Regions from separate parts of the Homo sapiens genome. Here region 1 is linked to region 2. A link is an interaction called in ENCODE POLR2A ChIA-PET data of the cell type or tissue named here. Cell type or tissue: Caco-2. All regions are shown on one strand.

Region 1 (4,000 bases), 230 kb before region 2:
GAGGAACACTTGGATCTTGCCTGCAGGCAGATGCCCACAGACCCTGCAGGCCGCTTACCAAGATGCTTAACCCATAACCCGACACACAAAAGCAGTTATCTAGATCAAGTTTTTATAATGCAAGTTGTAGGACACTAGAGTTTTAAAAACACCAACCAGGTCAGGAGTCCGCACACTTTATGAAAACCCAAGTATTACGGTATTTAAGAAGAAAAACTGTGCGCGCACACACACACAGCCAGCTTCCAGTTTAGCCAGCTAAGGACCTAAAGCTTCATTAGCAATTATCCCTGCAACTTTAGCAATTCAGTATTCATTTTATACCTAAAAGTCTGTAATCCGAGCTATTGTCTGTAATCCCAGCTACCTGGAAGGCTAAGGCAGGACAATCACTCGAACCCAGGAGGTGGAGGTTGCAGTGAGCCGAGATTGCGCCACTGCACTCCAGCCTGGGCAACAGAGCAAAACTCCATTTAAAAAAAAAAAAAAGACCTAAAACACAGAATTTCAGTAACTAATTCAGAATTCAGTAACTGGAAATAAATGACATCCACTTCTTTTCTCACAAAAGAGAGGGACTGATACTTTTCCAAAGTTCTACAAGCCCCAAGTTGTTCAGGACTTGCATAATGTAAGACTGCAGACAGTGCAGGCGGCTCTACTCTATACATCCCTATATATGCCATGTACACGCCTTTCTGCCCAAAATACATTAGGACACTTGGTGCTCACAGGTGAATAATTCCTTTAACATAGAGAACTGAAAAAAACACTGAAAACCCATCTATTATCAACTGACATTTCAGGAAGGGATATTTTTTAAAAAGCAGGAGAGAATCTCAGGATGAACTCTCTCGAATAAAGGAAGCATTATGAAGTATGTCAGCATCATCATTTTCCCATTGCTGGTGCCAGTTTACGGGCATCTGAGCCCTTCTGAAGAGCAAACACACTCAATCCCGTCAGACATCACATGACAGCACAGACTCAGGAGTTTGGCTACAAGTATCCCAGGAAATCAGGACTGTCTCAAAAAGGCCCAGTCAATGAATTTTTGATATAGGATCCATATTTGTCATTATAAAATGTCTGGATTCCAAACCTACCCCACCACCACCATTTTCTTTACGACCTAGATGGAGTGAGTTTGTTTCCAAAAACTGCAGGATACTGGGTTTTTAAAAGAAAAATAAAGCAACGACCTCCAGATCAAAGACCAGAGATTCCCAACTACTGAGGGACAGTGCCCTGGGAAGCAAGGGCCCTTGGCCAGGTGGGGTCTCGATGCCCTACGTGCCCACCGCAGTGCTTCGTGAATATCACCTAAGTGTTCCTCATGGACGGAGGCTGGGAAGCACTGTTCCAGAAAGTATCACAATTCAAAAAGGAGAGGAGAAAGTTACCCTCAAATTCTTTGTAACAGAAAAACAGAATGTGTACACTGTGGTCCCAATTATTCAATTATAATTGGAAAGTGATCAAAGTCGTTCGGTGACATCTACCCAAATACCATCACTGGTTACTAGCAGTACTCTCCGCAGGGAAAGCCCACGAGGCTGCCAGGACCTGGGCCCGCCCACCTGCGGCCAACTGGGAGCTGCCTGTCACGAGACTCAGCTCGGCGGACCTGCCGCATCTGCTCACCACCGGGCCACCTGGTCTAAGTACGGCACCAAGGACACATCTGCATGGCAGTTGCCTGCAACACCCAGCCTCACCTTGCGCACCACCTCCTCCTCCTCCTGGCGCTTCTCGTAGTGAGCAAAGTCGTCGAAGATGGAGGTTGTGTGCTTGTAGGAACTGATAATTTTCAGCACTTGCTTGGCTTTTTCTAAGGGCACCTCCTGGGTGTCCCGGGAGTTTGTGACCGGTTTGTTGTCGTTATTCTCCAGCCTGATGTGCCGGAGCTGGTTATTGGGTACATCCTTAACAAAAATCCACTGGACATCAAACTTCCCCTTCCACTTGTCCTGAGACCAGACCCCGGCACTGGTGCCGTAGTCCACGGGGGACTTCATCTCGGCCACCCCACAAAAATGCCCACTCCCATTGACGCTGAAGAGCAGGTAGACGGGCCCCTTGCTGCTCATGCAGCGGAAGGCGCTGTCCAGGCGCTTGTTGCCGTGCTCTGTGCTACACCAGATGGAGTACTTAATGGAGCGGTGGATGTCGTCCTCAGAGTAGCTCTTGATGATGAACACACGCCCGCTTTTCAGATTCCACTCAAACTCTTTCGGGTTGTAGCTGTGAGCAGCCTTCAGTTTTTCAAGGACGGGGTGGGATTCGACGCTGGGGGCAGAATTAGGCTGGACGTTTCCAGGAGAGTTGCTATCGCTGCCAGCCCCTCCGCTCTGCCCAAACGCCGCGTTTCTGTTGCGTGGGGCAACCCAGCGGGTCTGGGGTGGCTGCTGAGGGCTCTGATACTGCGGTTGAGCCAAAGCTGGGGGCTGTGCTGGGAGAGGCTGAGCCACCTGCTGGGGCTGTGGGGCAGCCTGTGGAGAGGGTGCCTGCTGGGGGACTGGGGCCTTCGGCACAGGCCCCTTGTTATCCCAGGTGCCAATGTCCATGTTATGCTTTATGGGTGGAGGGGGCAGCCCACCCCCCATGACAGGCCCGCTCTTTGTTTTCATTTTAGGCTGTGGTTTTGCAGGCTTGCTGGCAATGGCAGCCCACGAGGTCGGCTTTGAAACTGGCATGTTCACATTTGTCCCACCGTTGCCAGAAAGGACACCAGTCAGTGCCACGCTGCTGACGACAGAGCCCACCGTCTTGACGGCGGAGGAGCTGACGTCCCCAATCTTCAGGCCAACCATGCCCTGCTCCAGGCTGTTCATCCCGGGGGCCTTGCTGAGGGTGTCGCTGTGAAAGCCTGGCTGCCCATCAACCACCGTGCCACCCAGGGAGCTCGGGGGGTAGGTGTAGCTGCTCCCATACGCGGAGCTCTGGGTCTGCTGACCTTGAGACCCACTTGTCCCCCATGCTGAGAACGCAGGGTTTTCAGGGAAAAAATTGAACCTGTGCTGATAGATGTTGTTCCCCAGGCCCCCAGGCTGCCCAAAAACAGCATCGTGCATAAAATGATGGTCTCCGTTACTGAGCTGTCCGTAGGTGGTGAGGTATGGAATCGGAGGGTCCCCTGCAGTAGACCACGGAGCCTCATTGAGGGAGTAAGGAAATCCAATGGACGGCGGGTAATAGCTGGACAGGTAGGGGTCGCTCATTGAGGGGTAACTGTTACTCTGCAAAAGCAAACGTGACAAGTTACACCACTTCTACAACACGAGATGCTGAGAATGCCAACCGCCTCTTGCTTAAGCACAGGTGGAGCAAAAACAAAACCTGCACAGCATGGGGCTACTCCTTCCAGAAAGAAAGCTGTAGTCGCCAATGTGAGAACCAAATCAAGACAGAGAAATTAATAACGAACACAAACCAGGGTGCCGTCTCAAAATACGAAGCATCATTGGCAAGGCTCTGAATTCAGGCTAAATGACGAAGCTATGCCTCTCTAGAACTGGCAAGGTAGCAGCCCCCTCTACTCTTACCTGCAAAGGAATCCAGAGGTAGAGGAGTAAACCCCTGCCTGCTGACGACAACGCTTATGACAGACACGGACGGCATCATGGGAACTGAAACAGCTTTGTAAGGCAGAGATATTTCCATTGGCAAACCAGGATGTGCAGGGCCGTGAGGCAGTTTGCTCCAGAGAACAGACCCCAAGCTCGCTGATTACTCAGCAGGCCCTGGGCGCCCACCTCTGGGCCTTGACATTCCTCCTGGGACACTCTCCCATACCTGGACCAAAGCTCTCCCAGAATCCTTCAAGGGTGCTTCAGAGGCTCCTTCCACACACCCTTCCTAGCAGATGGCCCCTGCCTCTAAGTCCAAGGGGGTTCACATTCCCATGATTTCCTGGGCACAGCGTTGGGCTCTTGCAGTAGGCCCCTGCACAGAGGGCCCTGGCTGGCTCCAGCTCCTCAGCCAAGAGAAAGCATCCGAA
Region 2 (4,000 bases):
CACTGTGATCCGGGGTTACTTTCCTGCCCCCCACGCCGGAGCCCTAGGTCCTTGATGGGGGACGGGGTCATGGTACTGGTTCCACTCTTGAAGCTTGGGCACCTCGAGCTGCCGGTCCAGAGCAGCCCGGGGAGCAGCTGTCGGTCCAGAGCAGCCCGGGGCGGGGGGCATTTACCTTGAGCTCCCTGGGGAGCGTCCTTGCAACGCACAAAACACAGCACGACCCACGGCCAGGACGATAAAGCAAAGGGGTGAGGAAATGAAAGTGAAGAGAAAGCCGCAGCTCTAACACAAAGGGCAGAAGCAACGCCTCGAAATAAACCACACACAGAACTCCTTTGTGAAAAATACATTTTAAAGAAAAAAAATCAATCAAAATAATGAACAACAAAAAGTGGGGTTTAAGAACAAATGGAAAATAAAAAATGAAACAGTTGCTTGGTGGCAGGTGCCCGGCGGCGGTACCTGTACATGGGCACGGTGACCGTTCGCTCGTAGTACTGCCACGTGGAGTGCAGGTCTGTGCGCGAGAGGTTGGTGGCGTAGAATCTCCAGGCCGACTGCGGAGGGAAAGACAAGGCAGTTGGCGAGGGGCAGGCGGCGAGGGGCGCGCCCAGGAGGGCCGGGCGTGGAGGGAACGGGGCAGAGGGGACCCCCATGCTGTAGGCCAGGCACTCAGGACTCTGGGCCAGCAGGCCAGGCCCCAGTGCTGCATCAGCCCCACAGCCTCAGTTTACCCTCTGTAGGACAGACAGGCAAGCCCGCTTGTCAGACGGTGGGGCCTGAAGGAGGGGAGCGGTTGGGGCTTGACTCGGGGCCCTGAGCGAGCTCGCAGGGAGGCTGTGTTCTTTCCTTTTCATGACTCTTACCTGGCCCCTGGCGGGTATCACCTGTCCTGGGGGTTACCTTCCTGACCTCCTGGTTGGGCCCTGGGCAACCTGAGGCGCTGGGAGTATGGGTAGGGCCAGGGACCTCAGCCTCCAACCTCCCAGGGCGGGGACTCAGCCCGGCTCGGGGCATGAGCCTGTACGTCAGACTGAACCTCGCCTGGCTGGATTTCCGTTCTCTATGCCTTTGTTTTGTTTTGCGGTGCTGAAATAGACATATCCTGAAGTTCACCATGTTAGCCATGTTAAAGCGTGCACTTCAGTAGCGCCTGCACACACAGTGCTGTGCGACCACTGCCCCTATCTAACTCCACACCTCTTCGTCGCCCCCAAATAAACCCCCTCCTACCCCCGACGTTCAGCAGGCGCTCCTGGTTCCTGGTCCCCCAGGCCCTGGCCACCGCCAGGGTGTACGGGGCTCCACGGACTTCCCCGCCCCGGGCATTTCCTGCCAAGGGCATCGCAAGCTGCACGGCCTTCCCCGTCTGGCTCCCTCCACTGAGCGTGACGTCCCCGCGGCCCATCCGCGTCGTAGCAAGGGGCAGCGCCCGCTCCTCCTGATAGGAGGATCGTATGGATAAATCACATTCCGTTCATCCATTAATAGACATTTCAGCTGTTTCCACTTTTTGGTTCCTATGAGTGGTGCTGCTGTGAAATTTGTGTGCACGTTTTTGGTTGAAGGTCTGTTTTCAATTCTTTTGTGTCTGTCTATACCTAGAGGTAGAATGGCCGGGTCACGTGACAACTCCACGTTTACGAACTTTCTGAGAAACAACCGAACTGCTTTCCAGGGTGACTGCATCGCTACATTCCTACCAGCAGGGGGGGCGGTGTCCACACATCCTCACTACGCTGATTTGCCATTTGCTAACATGTCAGCCGCCCTGGCCTGGCGCAGAGGCTCACAACACCTTGGAGGCTGAAGCAGGTGGATCGCCTGAGCCCAGGAGTTCAAGCCCAGCCTGGGAAACATGGCAAAACCCTGCCTTTACTTAAAACAAAAAATTAGCCAGATATGGTGGTGCACACCTGTAGTCCCAGTTACTCAGGAGGCTAAGGTGGGAGGATCGCTTGAACCTGGCAGGTCGAGGCTGCAGTGAGCCAAGATCACACAACTGCACTCCAGCCTGGGCAAGAGAGCAAGTCCCTATCTCAACAACAACAAAAAAAAAAAGTTGGCCATCCTAACGTGGAGCCTGAAGACGGGACTGAACTGCTGCCATCTCAGGATAAAACTCTAACAGGTGAGGAGCAGCATTTATGGATGAGCAAAGTAAGTGGTTTCTTGGGATGGACGGTGAACACTGCAGACAGCAGGGTAAGGTCACTTCTGTCAGGTCCAAACCAACCGAGGCCAGAGAGTACACGGCGGCAGGGCTCACGCCTGCATGGCTGAGATGAGGACAGTGTCAAAGACATTCTAAAATAACCCCACAAGGAATTCCTTATCAGGAATGCAGCAATTCAGACAAGATGCTCTAGGAAGAACACTGGCCCAGCAGCGGCATCTCAACCAGTGAACGGCTGCCAACTCTGGTTTTCAGCCTCAGAGCCAGTGAACTCTGTTTCCAAGCAGCTTATGTGAACTTCTCAGCCAGGGAGAGCTTCCCTGCCCCTCCCTCTCCGGCACATGGGTGGCTCGCCACACTGGCTCATCTCTCGAGAGTCCCCCACCCTCTGGCCACAGTGGTTCATCTCTGGTTATAATCCTTTCTTCTAATTCCCAAATACATTTGACATGTGTGTGGTTTCTTTTTTTTTTTTTTTGGTCGACAGAATCTACTCCAGGCAAAGATGTTGTGAACTGTGTTGAAATGACAAGGAATGAGAACATTATATAAACTTAGTTGATACAGCAGTGGCAGCATTTGAGAGGACTGACTGCGATGCTGAAAGGAGGTCCACTGGGTAAAACGCTATCCAACAGAATCGCATGCTGCAGAGAAATCTTTCGTGAAAGGAAGAGTGAATCGATGCGGCAAACCTCATTCTTGCCTTATTTTAAGAAATCACCACAGCCGGGCGCAGTGGCTCACGCCTGTAATCCCAGCACTTTGGGAGGCCAAGGCGGGAGGATCACGAAGTCAGGAGATCGAGACCATCCTGGCTAACACGGTGAAACCCCGTCTCTACTAAAAATACAAAAAATTAGCCAGGCGTGGTGGTGGGTGCCTGTAGTCCCAGCTACCTGGGAGGCTGAGGCAGGAGAATGGCAGGAACCAGGGAGGTGGAGCTTGCAGTGAGCTGAGATCGCACCACTGCACTCCAGCCTGGGCAACAGAGCGAGACTCCGTCTCAAAAAAAAAAAAAAAATCGCCACAGCCCCAGCCTTCAGCAGCCCCACCTCATCAGCAGTGGCCACCAGCATCGAGGTGAGACCCCCTACCAGCACAAAGATTGCAACTCGCAGAAGGCTCAGGTGATTGTTAGTATTTTTTTAGCAATTAAGTATTTGTAAGTGAAAGTACGTGCAGTGTTTTACTGTTTTTTAGACATAATGCTACTGCACACTTAGTAAGCTATGGCATGGTATAAACATAACTTTTTTTTTTTTTTTTTTTGAGACGGAGTCTCGGGCTGTTTCCCAGGCTGGAATGCAGTGGCGCAATCTCGGCTCACTGCAACCTCCGTCTCCCGGGTTCAAGTGATTCTCCTGCCTCAGCCTCCTGAGTAGCTGGGATTACAGGCGTGTGCCACCACGCCCAGCTAATTTTTTTGTATTTTTAGTAGAGATGGGGTTTCACCATGTTGGCTAAGCTGGTCTCGAACTCCTGACCTCAAGAGATCTGCCTGCCTCAGCCTCCTAAAGTGCTGGGATTACAGGTGGGAGCCACGGTGCCCAGCCTGTAAACATAACTTCCATATGCACTGGGAAACCACGAAATTTGTGTGACTCGCTTTATTGCCGTATCTCTACCGTAGTGGTCTGGAACCACGGCTGCAGGTCCTCTGAGGTGCGCCTGTGGAGAGGCCCAGCTGTGCTCTGGAAATGTGCACCAGCTGCTAAGAGTGACCTTCGAGGGAAGCAGGGCGCATGGGACCCTGGGTGCTCAGACGCTGCTTTTTCTGGCACTATTGTAACCTTTTCACCACACGTACGTGGTCACTTT

The links. Peaks named below come from ENCODE experiments on the same cell type or tissue, not always from the same donor. Only the 100,000 strongest peaks of a DNase experiment are listed, where the experiment ranks them.
Region 1: POLR2A ChIA-PET joins it to region 2 with 8 read pairs; 2 of 35 experiments call an interaction of 5 or more read pairs at or near these places.

Annotation. Positions count from the first base shown.
Region 1 is chr20:63,200,569-63,204,568 of GRCh38, forward strand. YTHDF1 (YTH N6-methyladenosine RNA binding protein F1) reads right to left here. Exons shown (of 5, transcript NM_017798.4): 4 at 1,719-3,239. Among named protein-coding and RNA genes, the nearest start is that of YTHDF1, 14 kb to the right of the region's middle. In Caco-2, no CTCF peak of the experiment used is centred here; DNase peaks (open chromatin) are centred at 2,136 and 2,732.
Region 2 is chr20:63,433,344-63,437,343 of GRCh38, forward strand. KCNQ2 (potassium voltage-gated channel subfamily Q member 2) reads right to left here. Exons shown (of 17, transcript NM_172107.4): 8 at 466-560. LOC105372721 (a long non-coding RNA gene) reads left to right here and starts at 2,003. Exons shown (of 2, transcript XR_937000.1): 1 at 2,003-2,134; 2 at 2,667-2,748. In Caco-2, a CTCF peak has its summit at 1,723 (motif pointing right); a DNase peak (open chromatin) is centred at 1,698.